Regions from separate parts of the Homo sapiens genome. Here region 2 is linked to region 1. A link is a contact called in ENCODE Hi-C or POLR2A ChIA-PET data. All regions are on one chromosome and are shown on one strand. The core of a region is the stretch at or near the end of the contact, and the rest is flanking DNA. Distances in the headings are between cores, read along the strand shown. Region 1 has its middle 280 kb from the start of MIR4422. Region 2 has its middle 360 kb from the start of MIR4422.

The links. A loop is a pair of places that touch in the nucleus more often than their neighbours do. ChIA-PET counts read pairs that join two places held with the same protein, here RNA polymerase II (POLR2A).
Region 2: a map of PC-3 shows a loop between it and region 1 (5-fold over the local background). The contact joins two enhancer-like sites. A Hi-C loop is called at or near these places in 1 of 168 maps with a recorded cell type or tissue (PC-3). POLR2A ChIA-PET finds 5 or more read pairs at or near these places in 2 of 52 experiments (activated CD4-positive, alpha-beta memory T cell and activated CD8-positive, alpha-beta memory T cell).

Annotation. Positions count from the first base shown.
Region 1 is chr1:55,504,811-55,508,652 of GRCh38, reverse strand. No RefSeq gene overlaps it. Among named protein-coding and RNA genes, the nearest start is that of MIR4422, 280 kb to the right of the region's middle. RefSeq lists an enhancer at 311-480. Within about 2 kb of position 1,717, at least 6 of the 41 ENCODE cell types and tissues checked have a DNase peak (open chromatin) inside an H3K27ac peak, as active enhancers do.
Region 2 is chr1:55,582,467-55,586,472 of GRCh38, reverse strand. No RefSeq gene overlaps it. Among named protein-coding and RNA genes, the nearest start is that of MIR4422, 360 kb to the right of the region's middle. Within about 2 kb of position 1,304, at least 5 of the 41 ENCODE cell types and tissues checked have a DNase peak (open chromatin) inside an H3K27ac peak, as active enhancers do.

The DNA of each region.
Region 1 (3,842 bases), core at 468-2,967:
TCTGTCCTCAAACCCTCAAAATAAGAGTAGGCATTCCATAAATGAAATCAATAAGTATGTGAAGCGCACTTTACAAATTTTTCTCTGATTCTCATAATGCCACCACAAAGTAGTTATTATTGTACCCATTTTACAGGTGAGAATGGTTGTAGGGTTGTCTTGAAGTAACTTTGGGCATCAATAGTGACAGAACCGAGAATGGGCTAGATGTTTATCATCACAACTCAGCAAATATTGTTTCAGTGTCAACCATGTAAAAAGTCACTTTAAGGCCAGGCGTGGTGGCTCACACCTGTAATCCCAGCACTTTGGGAGGCCAAAGCGGGCAGATCACTTGGGCCCAGGAGTTCCAGACCAGGCTGGGCAACATGGCAAAACCCCATCTCTACTAAAAATACAAAAATTAGCCAGGTATGGTGGTGCACCTGCAATCCCAGCTACTTGGGAGACTGAGGCACGAGCATTGCTTGAACCCAGGTGGTGGAGGCTGCAGTGAGCCGAGATTATGCCACTCCAGCCTGGGCAACAGAGGAGGACTCTGTATTCAAAAAAACAAAGTCTCTTTATTAAGATTGAAGATATGAGGATGAAACAAAACAAGTTTAGTCATTGCACTTGTGGAACTCACAGCTTGGAGGTGAAAACAGGTTCATCAGATTTACAATCACTTCTTTGTTGTGTAAGGGAGAGAGGTAACATAGTGCAAAAGGAGTTGACCTGGGTTGAGGTGGGGAAGAGAAGTAGGGTAGTCACAGCACAGCGGGAGTAAAATAGGGTCAGGGGAGTTTAGAGGGTAGAACTTTGCAGGCAGAGAGAGCAGAGAGGAGCAATTCAGGGCATAGGAGAGAGTAAAGGAGAAGCAGCAGGAGGGGTGGATCATGAGGGTGGGGAGCTGGGCAGAGCTGTCCAAGGGCTCCACCTCCATCCTGACACCTCCAAAGGGCCTCTTCAAGGTCTTCTCTGGGGACAGACATGCACAGATTAATGTGCCCCAACTTGCTTCTTACCCGCATTTATCCTCCTCACTGCAGCCTCAGTGGACATAATGCAATTCATTGCAAGGTGGTCCATGGTCCAAGTCAGGGATGTTGGTGCCCAGGTGTGGGCTGTGACGGTGGAGATGGGGAAGAGTGGATGAATTCAGGGATCCTGAGGAGGCAGCAGGACTCTGAAGCCACAGAAAAGCCCCAGCCTACTGCTGCCAGGGCACTGATGGGGGATGTTACGGAGATGAGGAATGAAGAGCAGGAGAAGGGCAAGGGGGAGTCCCAAGCCAGGGTGTCGGCCTGAATTACATTGTTTGCCAATGTGTACTTTTTTCTTTTCTTGTTCTTTCCTTTTATTTTTTCAATCATATGCATATGATACAAACTATTATCTTTTAAAAGTTTATACAGGATTGTAACCCTGTTTTATATATGGGAAAAGGCTGACTCCCTGTGGGTTTTCTGTATTTTCATATTGACATAATTCAAACAATGTGATGAATCAACTCTCTGTAATTTCTGAAGCTGGACTCAGAGAAGCTGAGTTTTATGGAAACTTTATTGAGCTGTGCCCTGGGGCTGGGTGGCAATCCTTGGGGAAAAGGGTATTTGGGGGTAGGATTTACACACTGTTCACTGTGTTCCGGAGCATTCTTCCCTCCAGAAATTAACATGAATGTTGTATGGCATATGAGGAAAACTTAGGGGTTAAGTGACTTGCTTATGGACACCCAGCTGGTAGGTGGTAGAATCTGCTAACTCCAAGTCCAGGGCTCCTTCCCTGAAGGTGTGCCCCTCCCAGGAACAGATGACACAAACCCGGCTCTGAGGAAGGAGGAGGCTTCTGGGGTATTTTTCCTGTCTCTCCAGCTTTTCCAGGCTGTTTATTTAACCTGAGTGGGTCTCTTCACTGCGCCTGAGCATCCCCTTTCCCAGGCACATTAAGGAGCAAGCAGGGGCTGCTCCCCTTGGAATCCATTTTCTCTTCTGATAAAGACCTTCCCAAGTTGGCAGACAGAGCATCAGGCTTCTAGCCCTGACTCCAGGGCCAGTGTTCTTCTCCCACTCCCCACAGCTTCAGTGAGATAATTCAACTGATGAACAAAGGAATCATGTGTTCAACCTAAGAGTCTCTTCCAAATCTAAGCAGATAAGAGGGAATATTCAAATCTTAGACTCTCAAAGGCAGCTAGGGGATTTGATCTTCCTTTTCTGGAATAGGTCGGCATTACTATCCATTTTACACATGAAGAAAAAGAGATTTGGGAAATGTGAGTAATTTGCCTGGGATATTTAGTAACATGGTCAGGATTTGAACCCAAGTTTCAGCTGTAAGAGTCCCCAGCACAGTCTTCAGCAATAGTAGGTGTTCAAGATGTTTGTTCCCTTGCATGCTTCCAACTCTCTGCTGATCCTGCCCCTTCTCTGGAAAGTAGACACCTATCGGCATTTTTCCAGAGTGAAAGCAGCTGTTCCCTGGGTACCTGTGCCTTTGTCTCAAAGTTGTGCCATAAGTATACCTCTAAGGAATTAACAAGCCCGCATATGGTATAGGGTAGATGGGAGGCTGCACTAAGGTGGCATAAAAGATTTTTAATAGAGCTTTACAGGAGTGAACCCTCTGGCCAGGCAGGGTAGGGAGTGAGGCAGAGGATTGGGGTGGAAAGATGAGCAGATCTGACAGGTGGACAGTCAGCTCTGATGGAGAAAGAGGAGCTAAGAAAAAGCCACAGCCTCCACGGGAGAGTGCTGAGCTCAGATCCTGGTGCTGGGACTCACCATGTGACCCAGGGCAAGTTCCTTCCCTCATGAAACTTACCTATGCATTAACGAATCTGCATGTAAGAAAATGTTCTAAAAGCAGACATGAGAAAGGGAAGAGGGAGGAGGAGAGGAAGAATGGATTGGTTCAATCAGTGCAGGTTCACAGTGAGGCCAGAAGATCATCCCCACTCCATACCTCCTCCCACCCTGTACCCTGTGAGCAGATAGCAAACAGGCATCCCCTTGCCCCCACACTGACCATGCACACTCAATAGTTGTGCATAGGCTGTTCTTGCTAACAGGAAAGGTTTTTGTTCTCTTCTCTGCCTGGAAAACTCATAATCCATTTTTCAGGTCTCAGGTCATGTCACCTCCTCCATGAAGTCTTCCTTGACTCCTCTCTCACCTCCACCCACCCTCAGACACTCATACCTTTGAGTTTTTACAGCATTGTATATACTCCAAGGACAGCATTTATTACCTTGTTATTATTGTAGTAGTACTATTACTAGTGGCATAAAGTACTATTTAAGGAACACTTTTTGGGGGGGGCCAGACATAGTGTTATGGTCTTTTTACAAATTATGTATCATTTAAATTTCATCACTATGCCATAAATTAGGTATTTTCTTCTCAACTTTAAAAGTAAGGAAACTAAGGCTCCAAGAGGTTGGTGGTTTTACTACTGTGTAACTCAAGCAAGGGACAATGCCTGTATTTAGGGCCAGGTCTGATTCCTTTATAATTCCCTACTGTTGTTCAGCCTGAACAAAGAAGTAATAATAGGTGATAAATGAAATGATGAATGAATGTCACCATGGAGTGAGGGAGGCTTAAATGTGAAGCATGGCTTTAAACAATCATTTTATTTTGCTGTGACCATCCCAGAACATCCTCACCTAGGTATAAAAGTAGACCTTAAGGATCATGTAAGTTAACCATAGGGAAAGATCTAGAGGAGCATGGGCTGACCTGGGGCACAGAGCTGCCTTTGGCACCTGTCCAGATGTATTTCCTAGCTTCTGGTGGGCAACCCTCTTCAAACCTCTACTTCCCAGAGCTCTGTGTTAGAGACTGGCCCGATTTTCTTCC
Region 2 (4,006 bases), core at 55-2,554, 78 kb before region 1:
TTACAGAAGAGAGGAATAAACACCTGCTTAAGTTAGGCCACTGAATACCTGGGTCCCTGTATTACCCCAGCTTCACTTGTACCCTAAGCATCATACAGCCTCATTTTGGAGATTGTGGACAATACACTAAATCCTCAATGTTATCAATAGGTTCTTAGGAACTGTGACTTGAAGCAAAACAGCAGGTCCTTGAATAATGTCTCACATTCACCTTTCTTTCCTTATAATCTTGATAAGAAAAATAATTGGTTTTTATACTTTGTTTCACAGTCACATGGAATCCTATGCAGCCACAAAAAGGATGAGTTCATGTCCTTTGTAGGGACATGGATGAAGCTGGAAACCATCATTCTCAGCAAACTATCACAAGAACAGAAAACCAAACACCACATGTTCTCTTATAAGTGGGATCTGAACAATGAGAACACATGGACATAGGGAAGGGAACATCACACACCAGGGCCTGTTTGGGAGTGGAGAGGCTAGGGGAGGGTTAACATTAGGAGAAATACCTAATGTAGGTGACAGGTTGATGGGTGCAGCAAACCACCATGGCACGTGCATACCTATGTAACAAAACTGCACGTTCTACACATGTACCCTAGAACTTATAATAAAAAAAGAGAGAGAAAAAAAAAGAAACTATGGATGACATTAGGTGAGGACTTACTATGCTACTTGACACATAGTGGGTCTGTGATTAGTCAATATACCTGATATAGTTTGGCTGTGTTCTCACCCAAATCTCATCTTGAACTGTAGCTCCCATAATCCCCACATGTTGTGAGAGAGGCCCAGTGGGAGGTAATTGAAACACGGGGACAGGTTTTGCCCTTGCTGTTCTTGTGATAATGATTAAGTCTCAAGAGATCTGATGATTTTATAAAGGGCAGTTCCACTATGCATGTTCTCTTGCCTGCCACCATGTAAGACGTACATTTGCTCCTCCTTCACCTTCCACCATGATTGTCAGGCCTCCCCAGCCATGTGGAACTCTGAGTCGATTAAACTTATTTTTCCTTATAAATTACCCAGTCTCAGGTATTTCTTAATAGCAGTATGAAAATGGACTAATAACATACCCACAGCTATCATTAGGATGAACTGATAGAATGTGGTGACTCACTAGATGTGGTGGCAAAAGAAAAAGAAAAGCTAATCAGACTCTGAAATTTCCAACTTGGGTGTCAGTGAGAATGATGGGACTCCTAATAGAAATGTGGGGAGGAAAGAGGAGGACAATTTGGGGAGAGAAAATAAAGGCAGGCTCTGGCCATGCTGAGTTTGAGTTGCTGGCAGGGCTCACAGAAAGAGATGCCAACAGGCAATTTGAAATTTGAGCTGTAGCTGAGGTCTGGAAACAAAGAATGGGGTGGGGGTGGGGGAATTGAAGCTGTGGAAATAATGAGGTTTCTAAGGGAGAAAGCTGCAGACGCAGATATTGGAAGGATAATGAGGAGACAAGTCTGGCTGGAGCAAAGGTTTCTAAGGGTGCAAAAGGGAGGGAGCACTGGGAAGGGGTTGAGCCCAGTGTGGCAGAACTTCAAGAGCCCTGTGGAGGAGGAGCTGAGACCTCAGTCTTCAGGCAAAGGGGGCCATGGTGGCTTTGAATGGGGAGGGCAATGATGAAGATCCTACCTGTTGTGCCAGAGCATCCCTGATGGGGCCAGAGGGATGCTCTTCCTCTGCCAGACAAGCAGCTACCACTTACAGCCATTTCACTGCAGTCTTAATAAACACATGTGAAGTACAGCAAACAACCTCAATGAACACGCTGCCTCTAGGTGGTGGGTTATGGGATTATAGGATTTTTTAATACAAAAAGTTAGATGAAAGTGAATTTTTTTAAAAAAAGGTCTGAGTGTGTACTATAAACTTGGTACATCAAAGCACTTTCAGCCTGAATATTTTGGAGAGATTTTTAAGGAGACAATGAAACCAAAGAATTAGCCAGAGTGACTCCATGGAATGGAAAGTCACATCTTGAAGGAGGAGGCAAGACAGGTGACCCCTGCTCAGCCTTTCCATCCTTTAGTCAACCAATATGTATTGAGGGTTGCCCCCACTCTGCCACTTTCAGGGGCCGTCATTCATACCACATGGAGGGTCAAGGCAAGAAGTAAACAAACGTGTCAGGAGTTGTTGAGTGCTGGGGTGAAAAATAAAACTGGGTGAGGGATAAACAGAAGACACAGCCACCCCACCTCAGGGAAGTTCCCTCCAAGGTGATCTTAGAGCCCAGACAGAAGGCAGTGAGGGTGCCACACAGCTCTCAGGGATGGAATGTTCCAGGCCAAAAAGAAGCAGCAAACACAAAAGTCCTGAGGTGGGAGAGGGCATGACACGTTTGCGGAATGCCAGAAGAGGTCAAGGCTGGCATCAGGGTGAGGCAAGTGAAGGGCCTAGGGTGAAAATTTAAGGAAGCCTTCTTCTCAAGTTCCTGTAATTGCCCAGGCAGATGGCTTCCTTTCTTGCTTCACCTCAGTCCAAGCCCTGGTGGCAGTAACTGAGTCTGGGACGGGAAGAGTGGCAGCAGGGCTCAGCGGCCACAGGACTCAGACAACGGGAGCAGCAGAGAACACAAAGCCTCAGATGGCTCACTGCTCTGTCTCCCTAAGAAACTCAATATGAAGGTCCAAGAAATCCTATATGCCTGGAGAGTTATCCTAAGGGTGAGAGGAGAGTTTGGACCCACTTCTTAGTTGACTGAAGGATCTTCACTAAGAAGCAGGAAACGAGTTGTCTCCCAACATGACAAGGCTGTGCTACCTCAGGTACACATCCTTCCTACTCTGGACCCACATTTCCTTTGCTGTACCATGGAAGGATTGGATTCAATGAACCCAAGGTCCTCCCACCAGGAACCAGGTCCAAAATTTTATGATTCTATGAGCTCACAATAAACCTTTTTTTCTAAAGGAGCCTGGGGGTGCAGGGAAGGAAAAGAAAAGGAAGAGGCTCAAAGGCCTTCCCATCAAAAGCTCAAAGAAGACAAACGTTTTGTTCTTCCTCCCCATGTATTTCTAAGACACCCAGAGCTAGTTTCAAATAACCTGCTGGCCCAAACTTAGATTCTGGAATCAATCTCCCTTCATGGGAAGAAAGAGTTTCGCTAAGTTTGTGATGACCCAGGTGTCACCAACAGGCTCAAAATCTGCCATCCTGGCGAATGTTCGCATGCTGAGGCCTCCACTGACCAGAACCACAGTGGACGCCTGTGGAAGTGACCACTTCAAGAATCAGCTAATAAGTAGGAATGTTCTGTTTTGAACAAAGAGGTCCACTTGCAGCCAAGTTTTCCATTCATGAGCCTATCTGACACAGGTATAACTGCCCCTTTCCCTTTTTCCCTTAGGCTTTTCACAAGCTAGTTTCATTCCTTCTAGATTTCCAATAACTGCCCAGGGTTTAGAGTTTCTGAAGAGTTTCATATGTTGACATCCAACTTGACTTCTGCACCCAGGATCTGAGGCAAGAATTATTGTCATTCCCATTTTACAAATGAGGAAACTGAGGCTTTCAGAGAGAAAAGCTTGGAATAATCTCCCAAGTAGGCATCAGACTTGAAAAACTGACAGTGTGGCCCTGTAAAATCAGTGCTATAAAAGCTCGTGATAACTGGAAATTAATGGTGAAAAATGCCCCTGCTTTTGCACCAGTGAATCAATTCTCACTTCCATGCCTTATGAATATCCACCATCTACCCATCATGTCCCAGCTTTCCAGACAGCAGGGACACAGATGCCACACAATCCCTTCACCCTCCCTAACATCCTTGACCCTCTGTTCGGCTCTCAGCCATGCATTGATTCCTTCCTCCTTCCATTGCCCCTCAAAAAAGGTCCATGTGTATCAATTCTAGCCAAGAGAGCCCTAGAAGGATCACCGAGCCCTTAGTTCTGCCATCAGGCCAACTCCAGAGCAGGTTTGGGCTCCATTGGAGTGTGCTTCTATATCCTGCCATATGGAAAATTTTTGCAGAGCCTTAGAGAGGCCTCCGCCCTCT